Regions from separate parts of the Homo sapiens genome. Here regions 2 and 3 are each linked to region 1. Evidence: chromatin contacts called from ENCODE Hi-C data. All regions are on one chromosome and are shown on one strand. Each heading gives the region's core, a stretch centred on a gene start or an enhancer-like site at or near the end of the contact. The rest is flanking DNA. Distances are from core to core; before and after follow the strand shown. Region 1 overlaps FAM107B (family with sequence similarity 107 member B). Region 2 overlaps FRMD4A (FERM domain containing 4A). Region 3 overlaps FRMD4A (FERM domain containing 4A).

What was found. A loop is a pair of places that touch in the nucleus more often than their neighbours do. Pooled maps may share reads with other maps.
Region 2: a pooled map shows a loop between it and region 1 (5-fold over the local background). The contact joins two enhancer-like sites. A Hi-C loop is called at or near these places in 6 of 37 single-sample maps with no recorded cell type and 4 of 50 pooled maps.
Region 3: a map with no recorded cell type shows a loop between it and region 1 (6-fold over the local background). The contact joins two enhancer-like sites. A Hi-C loop is called at or near these places in 7 of 37 single-sample maps with no recorded cell type and 4 of 50 pooled maps.

What each region holds. Positions count from the first base shown.
Region 1 is chr10:14,646,825-14,649,887 of GRCh38, forward strand. All of the region lies in intron 2 of FAM107B (family with sequence similarity 107 member B), which reads right to left. Among named protein-coding and RNA genes, the nearest start is that of FAM107B, 130 kb to the right of the region's middle. RefSeq lists enhancers at 1,168-1,337, 1,841-3,040, 1,868-2,368. Within about 2 kb of position 1,392, at least 28 of the 41 ENCODE cell types and tissues checked have a DNase peak (open chromatin) inside an H3K27ac peak, as active enhancers do.
Region 2 is chr10:13,745,376-13,748,438 of GRCh38, forward strand. FRMD4A (FERM domain containing 4A) reads right to left here. Exons shown (of 25, transcript NM_018027.5): 9 at 2,361-2,444. Among named protein-coding and RNA genes, the nearest start is that of PRPF18, 160 kb to the left of the region's middle. Within about 2 kb of position 1,461, at least 2 of the 41 ENCODE cell types and tissues checked have a DNase peak (open chromatin) inside an H3K27ac peak, as active enhancers do.
Region 3 is chr10:13,764,315-13,767,377 of GRCh38, forward strand. The region is part of intron 6 of FRMD4A (FERM domain containing 4A); the gene reads right to left. Among named protein-coding and RNA genes, the nearest start is that of PRPF18, 180 kb to the left of the region's middle. Within about 2 kb of position 1,542, at least 3 of the 41 ENCODE cell types and tissues checked have a DNase peak (open chromatin) inside an H3K27ac peak, as active enhancers do.

The DNA of each region.
Region 1 (3,063 bases), core at 142-2,641:
ACTCTGTCACCCAGGCTGGAGTGCAGTGGCACAATCTCTGCTCACTGCAAGCTCCGCCTCCTGGATTCACGCCATTCTCCTGCCTCAGTCTCCCAAGTAGCTGGGACTATAGGCACCCACCACCAGGCCTGGCTAATTTTTTTGTATTTTTAGTAGAGACGGGGTTTCACCGTGTTAGCCAGGATAGTCTTGATCTCCTGACCTCGTGATCCGCCTGCCTCGGCCTCCCAAAGTGCTGGGATTACAAGTGTGAGCCACTGTGCCCGGCTCCATTTTCTCCTCTTTTAAATGGAGAACTTCCTAAGATGGGCCATTCACGTTTTTCCCACAGAAAGTCTTCCACATAGCAGACACTCAATTATAATTACAAATATTTGTTGGTTGAATGAATGAAGGAAAGAAAATATTTTAAAAGGTACAGACAAGAAGAATTCCGGGAGCTGTGAGGCTCAATTTAGTTGTATGCTGTCATTCATCACCACAGTCTTGGCCAGATTTTCAGTGCTACAAATCGATACTAACCAACTGGTAGGCAGAGACGTATAACCATCTCCTATAAAATTGCTAATTCAGTCTGGGTGCAGTGGCTCAGGCCTGTAGTCCCAGCACTTTGGGAGGCCAAGGTGGGTGGATCACTTGAGGTCAGGAGTTTGAAGCCAGCCTGACCAACTTGGTGAAACCCCGTCTCTACTAAAAAAAGTACAAAAAAATTAGCCAGGCATGGTGGTGGGTGACTGTAGTCCCAGCTACTCGGGAGGCTGAGGCAGGAGGAATCACTTGAACCTGGGAGGCGGAGGTTGCAGAGGAGCCAAGATCGTGCCATTGCACTCCAACCTGGGTGACAAAGTTAGACTCCATCTCAAAAAAAAAAAAAAAAAAAGATTGCTAATTCAAACAGTAATATGGATTGCTGTTTGAAAATGAAACAAGGCATTTGCAGTCAACAATTCTGGACTCATCTCAGAGTTATATGCCATGGTCTGTACCAATGACCAATGCTCTCAGTAAGGGCTGTCTCCAGATGCCAAGGCAATGCGGTAAACACCCTCTAATATTGCCCCAACCAACTCATATATTCAAATATGTATTGAGATGCTGACACAGTTAAGGAAGGCAGAATTTGTTAAGTCTTCTGCGGAGAAACTGAAAAAATGGAGTGAGAATCCATTTTTAGCGGAAAAAAAAAAAGGCGATATAAAACATTTTCTTAAGAGGTTTAGCATATTTGAAAAGACGTGCCAAAAAAAAAAAGTATTCTTTTACTAATTCAATTAAAATGATCTCAGTCACTTCGGTATTTTCCATTTCTGGTCAAAATCTAGACAACAAAGAAGGAAGTGTCATCTGAGGTAATTATGGTCTAACCAGGAGCAAAATAGGCCCCAGGCCTCACAAGGAAGCTTGACTGAAAGAGGAACTTTGACTTAGTAAAACCGAACTGCTGGGGTCGAACTGACCAGCCCTAATTTGGAGCAGGTGCAATCACTCTGGCCATTTGCTGACAGGCAGCATGAACGAGGGGAAACAAAAAGCCCGGAGAAGTACTGAGTGCTAAGAGGCTTTCAGAGGCGCCTGTTGCTAGGGAACCACTTCCTCTGTGTTCATACCCAGCGAACTCAAGCTATTCAGATATCACTGGAATAATCTCTCTCAGGCTCCGAGGGGAAAAGAAACAGCTCTCAAAGCTCAGACGTCATGGTAACACTGGGAAAAGCCCAGCTTTTCCAGCAGACACCGAAGAGCCAATGATACCAGGAGAAAACCAGAAGTGAATGGGCATCTTGTGTTTTATTGAGACACAGAGGACAGGCACCTTCTGCCTGACCCCACCCAGGTGCGTCGGTGGCAAACAGTGACACACCCACAACCCACATGTAATTTTACTATCAGTTCTTTGAGAATGAGATACTGTTCTCTTCATCTTCAGAACCCACGTCATCTAGCCCAGTACTTTCCACACCATTCTCCAAGTTGGTTTAATTCAAGTTCTTCATTCCATAAATATTTATCGAGGACTTGGTTCTATGTGCACTGCATGGATGCTATGATAGAGATTAAAAAAGACACAGAGACAATTCCCCTAAAGAAGCTTCCTGGTCTTAGAAACACAAACGAGGATGAGGTTTGTCTACAAATAATGGTAACACAATGGCAGTATAAACAACATGGTAGGTTTCATTCGTAAGCCAAATATAAAATTCTAAGCCCCACAACCAGCTGAATGGACCTCTCCTCTTGGCCAAGGGCATTCTAAAATAAGCACACCAGTTCAGGCCATGATGGGAATGCATGATCAGACATGCCTCAGTTTATATTGCTCCCTTTGGAATTCAGGCACTGCTGACTAACATTAGCATTAAAACAGAGACCATAAGACTGACAAAACAGACTCTGCGTAGCAATAAGATAACCACATGACAGACAGCAGGACCTGAAAGAAATCAAGATATTTTATCCCAAAATACATTTCTTTGACACATTTTGAAATGGCACTGCAAAGCTGTCTCTTGTGGGGAAAACCTATGTTTTATAGAGAATTCCCTTTCCTTTCCAGGTCTTTTTTCTGATCTAGGAGAGAATTAACTAAGAGTCTGGCACCTTTTAAAGTCTGTTAAGAAACATTTACCATCTAGTCTCTCTGAAGCCTGCTATCTGGAGGCTTCATCTACATAATAAGAACCTTAGTCTCCACAACTTCTTATCTTAACCCAGACACTCCCTTCTATTGATTCCACATCTTTAGATAATCACTTAACACTTTCAAGCACTTGCCAATCAGAAAATCTTTGAATCCACCTGTGACCTGGACACCCCCCACTTCGAGTTGTCCCACCTTTTCCAGACTGAACCAATGTACATCTTACCTGTATTAATTTATGTCTTATGTTTCCTTAAAGTGTATAAAACCAAGCTGTAGTCTGACCACCTGGGCACATGTTCTTAGGATCTCCTGGGGCTGTGTCACAGGCCATGGTCACTCATATTTGGCTCGGAATACATCTCTTCAAATTTTTTATAGAGTTTGACTCTTTTCATTGGCACATTGTTTGACCATTACACATA
Region 2 (3,063 bases), core at 211-2,710, 900 kb before region 1:
CTGACTGTGATACACGTGGCTCCCCCGTCCTGCCACACTCTCAGGGCATTTAACACTGGCTTGGGCACTTATGGGTCTGAAGGAGGCTCAGGGAAAGCGCTGGCCTGGTCGTGATGGTATGGGATGTTCTGCCAAGCCAGCTATAGGTGAAGATGTTCATATGCAGAAGAGACAGAGAGAGTGTGTGTGAAGGGCGAGGTGCCTCTGGGTTAGTAATCATGTGTGAGTACAGAGCAGATAATGGAGATGGTGAAGGAGAAATCCAGAGACACAGGGAGGAGAGAAGAAATTCAAAACTCTCAGATGAGCATAGCAGTGTTCTAAGGTTTGGAAAGGAATGAATGAAGGGATGACTAAGAGACCCACAACAGGACAGGTCTCAGAGGCAAAGAGATTCCTCCCTGGTCCTCTCTAGTTACCTTCTCACATCCCCAGGGCCTTGACCATTGGATTTTTGGAAGTGAACAGCCAGGAGGCTACAGAGGGATGAGGCCCAGTGGCACAAGGAATTAGGGAGGTGGGTAATAGGGTCCATGAACAAGGAAACGGGACCATCATTTTTGGGGGTTCGGATTGCAAGTCTCGACATTTGGAAGCTGATGCATGCAAAATCCCTGCAAGTTAACAGATTTTGCTCTTTGGGGGCAGGTTATAATTAGAGAAAGCCATCATTTATTTACATCTATGTTTCCAAAAGAGGAGTGGCAATAAAACAGCTCAGAGAGATGAAATTAGGGACGCCAGACACGGAAGGGAGCTCCCAGCCTCGGGTCTTGGGGCCAGCTCCCTAGTGATGTGGTCTCTCAGAGAGATGTGATTTATGAGCCAGAGTTGTTTTTTTGTTTGTTTGTTTTGAGATGGACTCTCGCTCTGTCGCCAGGCTGGAGTGCAGTGGCACAATCTTTGTTCCCTGCAACCTCCGACTCCCAAGTTCAAGTGATTCTCCTGCCTCAGCCTCTTGAGTAGCTGGGACACCAGGCGCGCGACATCATGTCCAGCTAATTTTTTTTTGTATTTTTAGTAGAGACGGGGTTTCATCATGTTGGCCAGGATGGTCTCGATCTCCTGACCTTGTGATCTGCCCGCCATGGCCTCCCAAAGTGCTGGGATTATGAGCCAGAGTTCAATGCTGCTAATGAGCCCTGCATCAAGACATGCCCTACCCCAGACACACGAATCAGTGAACAACTAGGTCACTGTCTGGATAAGTGTCCAGACAAGACAAAATGCTCATAATCCATACAGTTCAGAAGTTGTCATCAAAAGCACTTACACAAGTCACGTATTGTAGTTTATTAGAATCAACTTGGTCTGTGCTTTTTGTTTTGCTTTTAAATAAAAGGAGTTGCAATGATTTCTGTTAGGGGATCAGAAGGAACATCAGAGAAGAGGTATTACAGTTATTAAAGGTCAGTGGCCAGGGCTTAGGAACCCAGTAGGATTTCAAAACATTATCCAGGAATGCAAGCCCTGCCCAACTGTGGCCCAAACCACAACCTGGGAGTCTTTCAAATGGCTTGAATCATTCAGAATCAGCCATTTAGGGCCGACAGATGAGCTATGGCATAATGTTACATAGTGGCTAAATCAGGAGATGTGAAACATCGAGGGAAAATAAAACAATCAATCTCCCTCTTCTGAAAGAAGAAAACCCTGTGGTTCTCCCACGTCTCAAAACCTCACACATGCTGTCATCAAATGACAGGTGTTCCAAAATGAAACTCTAGCAGCACATGAAAGGCTCTCGAAGGCGGTGAAGCTTCCAAAGTGAAATTTTAGAAGGTATTCTTTTTGAAAATTAAAAAAAAAAAGAAGAAGAAACAAAAAAGGAGAGGTCTCAGGCACAGTGCTTCACTTAAGTAAATGTAGAAAACGGGCCAGGCGTGGTAGCTCACCCCTGTAATCCCAGCACTTTGGGAGGCCGAGGCAAGCGGATCACCTGAGTGAGGTCAGGAGTTTGAGACCAGCCTGGCCAACATGGTGAAACCCGGTCTCTACTAAAAATACAAAAATTAGCCAGGTGTGGTGGTGCGTGCCTGTAATCCCAGCTACTCAGGAGGCTGAGGCAGGAGAATCGCTTGAGGCAGAAGTTGCAATGAGCTGAGATCATGCCACTGCACTCCAGCCTGGGTGACAAAGTGAGATCCGTCTCAAAAAAAAAAATTAATTAATTATTTTAAAAATAAATAAATAAATAAATAAATGCAGAAAATGGTTTCAGGAAGACACAGGGTACTTAATACAGCTGCAAGTCCAGGCTGGCACGTGGGAGCTGGTGGAGGGAGGGTACATTCAGTTGTCCTGTGTCCCCTCGCACCCCGAGAGGGACTCGCTCCTGGGGAAGACTCCAGGGGTCTTACCAGTAGGCCAGGGAAGGGTGCTCCTTCAGGGCTTGGGTGGGAAGGGCTGGCAGCTTCTTCAAGTCACTCCTCACAACTTCATTGCTGAAAGAGAGAATGCCCAGAAACGCACTCACCCTCTGAGAAAATAATCGCACTCTCTGATACCACTTGGGCCGCTGTCTTGTCTGAGAGACCCCACATCTGCTTCCCTGTTAATAAAAAGCAGTGGGGGGAAGGGGCGCTCTCTTTTTATTTCCGAAATACAGATGTAAACGAAGGCAGAACACACCAAGCCCAGTAACCGCCTTTCACCGTGCAGAAAGCAGGGCAAAACACCTTCAGATGGCCAGGGGTGTCTTCCCAAACCCTGCTCTCACTGAAGGGCACAGAGTGAACGCCCCTGAGCAGCCCTCAGCAGGAATTTGGGGAGAAGAAGTGTCCCCAGGGGTCCCCCAGGGCAGGATCTTAGAAGAAGCTCCCCAGAACCCCGCCGTTAGGCTCACAGAGCTCCGAGAATGGGCAATGGCGCCACTGTCTCCCTAAGAGCATTTGCGCTGCTAATACACAAAGCTGGTTTTCATGGCTTACGTTGACCACATGCTGGAAACTGTTTTCTGAAATATGACAAATAAATACTGATGGAGTCTCCTTTATCGGAAATGCTTGGGAGCAAAAGTGTTTCAGATTCCAGATTTTTTTCAGATGTTTGACTGTTTGCATT
Region 3 (3,063 bases), core at 292-2,791, 880 kb before region 1:
GTCAACGTGGCGAAACCCCATCTCTATTAAAAATACAAAAATTAGCCTGGAGTGGTGGTGTATGCCTGTAGTCCCAGCTACTTGGGAGGCTGAGGTGGGAGGGTCCCCTGAGCCTGCGGAGGTTGAGGCTACAGTGAGCTGTAATCATGCCACTACACTCCAGCCTGGTGACAGAGAGACCCTGCCTCAAATAAACAAACAAACAAACAAACAAACAAAACCTAACAACAACAAACTCACTAACCATGAGGACATGACCTACCTTCTTAATAAACTTCTAAGTCTTCTAAGTGCACAACACTCTCTCATTATACATAGCTCACATGTTAAAGACAAAGAGAAGCCTGGAGTCCATCAGCATGCCAGAATAATACACAATTTAATTGATATCCTATGTCTGGTGTCAAGCTTAAGCACAAATATCCATTTTATTTTTCTTTCCCTAGTATCACAAGATCCCATAGTGGCTGACTGGATGACAGAGAGCTAGAGGTAAAAGAGATTTAGAGACCAGCCAGCCTGACCCTGTGCTTTTACTGAGAATGGAACCCAAAAACATCAAGGGACTTTGCAAAACCACAGGGCCTTAATGGCACTTAAGGGGCCGGGAACAGACCCCCTACTACTTGTCCAGTGTGTGACCTCCCTTAGGACTTACATTTCCACCCAAATCAATAGAGAATCAGTTTCAGCCAATGTATTCTAAGAACAATATCTATAATCCAATTTGCTTAGCAAGAGTTTCTATTCACTTGCATTACAAGCCAGACTCTGATTCAAGGATTGATTTTTTTTTTTTGTTTTTTTTTTTTTTTTTGAGACGGAGTCTCACTGTTGTCGTCCAGGCTGGAGTGCAATGGTGCGATCTCGGCTCACTGCAACTTCTGTCTCCCGGGTTCCAGCAATTCTCCTGCCTCAGCCTCCCAAGTAGCTGAGATTACAGGCGCCCACCACCACGCCTGGCTAATTTTTTTGCATTTTTAGTAGAGATGGGATTTCACCATGTTGGCCAGGCTGGTCTCGAACTTCTGACCTCAGGTGATCCACCCACCTCGGCCTCCCAAAGTACTGGAATTACAGGCATGAGCCACCATGCCCGGCCGATTCATGGATTTTGTAATTATTTTTTGAGAGGTCCAGAATTGGCTCCTGCAATTTAAAACAATGCATTCAAGCACACCTGGATCTTTTGAAGGAGAGATATCTTTCAGGCTCCTTTGGGCCTGGGAATTTCACAGTTGGATACTAATATTTGCCCTGGAACCACCTTAGAAGTACGGGTTAAAAGAACTCATGAGAGCCTACGGAAGAATTGGGGACAATAATTCCTTACGTTTAACCAGCTGAAAGAGCTTTACGGCGGTTGGAATTGATAGAGGCTGTCGGTGCTGGGATGCGGAAGAATGTTTGGAATTGCAGTTCCGGGATTAGCAGGTCCCATCAGAATGTAAATCATTTAACAGTGTACAGATGGCTTCACAGAAACACTGTCCAGGATTTCCACAATAGATGGTTTCTACTCTCACTCTGTGCGTTTCCATTCCCACCTGAATGCCTTGGGGTGCACTTGTTAGCGTGCTGTTGTATGTGTGCTTTTCTGTCAAACATTTACACCTTATGTTACAGCCAATGGTCGACTGCGGGCTAATATTTAACATCTGCTGAGAGGCTTATCTGATGCGCAACTCAAAACCAACCATCAGAAAATAACACTTTTAAGTGTGAACATAGCTTTTAGTTTGCTATTTGATTCATCCGCTAAACGAAGATGTCTCTACCTGCGCGGAGGCGGGTAACACGAAGGAAGGTCTTTTATTCTATTTTACACAGCCCATTATGTGGTCCCAGGAGAGTATCATTGGTGAACATTAACTGTAACATAACTGATATCCACAGGAAAGCTACCAAAAATATCCACAGGAAAGCACCATCAAATATCTAACCTGATTGATTCAACTTCTCTCTCACCATAGTTGTTCTCGGGTTAAGTGAGAACTGGCACCTTTAACTGTGGTGACTTTTCGGGTGAAAAGCCTGACCTTGACTATCTATCTCCCAGTGAAGATATCAAAAACAGGAGGAGGTGAAATGTGGCCAGTGGGAGGGAAAATGATTAAAGATTCAAGCGCCCCAGGCATTGCACATGCTTACAAAATCTGATGGAAAGAGCTGCATTATTATTTCTGACCTCGCCTATTTAACATGCATTGAATTTAAGGATCATTTCATTGGATGTTCTCATAGGACTCAACACAAAGACCAAAACGGTGTGGATAAGAACCAATCTAGGGTGGTGGGAAGACATCCTGAGAGTCTTTGCCCAATTCCCCAATGTCACTTGTTCATGATACTGTTTCCCCCTTATACACCTCATCCTTCCAGGTGGCTTTATCCTTAAGATTCTACCACGATGGAGCAGAGCTCTAGACTTCCGGCTTACTCTGAAAATTTCCCATGGTACTTCAAAACCTGAAAGCTGGCCGGGCACAGTGGTTTAAGCTTGTAATCCCAGCACTTTGGGAGACCGAGGAGGGCAGATCATGAGGTCAAGAGATTGATACCATCCTGGACAACATGGTGAAACCCCGTCTCTACTAAAAACACAAAAATTAGTTGGGCGTGGTGGTGCACGCCTGTAGTCCCAGCTACTCAGGAGGCTGAGGCAGGAGAATCGCTTGAACCCTGGAGATGGAGGTTGCAGTGAGCCGAGATAGCGCCACTGCACTCCAGCCTGGTGACAGAGTGAGACTCCATCTCAAAAGACAAAACGAAACGAAACAAAACACCCCTGAAAGCCAAGTTCCACACAGGGGAGTTATTAGATGTTTTCAGGGGTCTTCCTAGCAGAAATGTGCTCCCATATGACATTAAGAAAATGACTCTCCCTTTTCCTTATCTGACTTCTCCAGTGGTCCAGAGGTGGCTTTTCATTTATTTTTTTTGAGACAGGATCTCACTGTGTCACCCAGGCTGGAATGCAGTGGTGCAACCTGGGCTCACAGCAACCTCCGCCTTCTGGGTTCCAGCAATTCTTGTGCCACAACCTCCCAAATAGCTAGGATT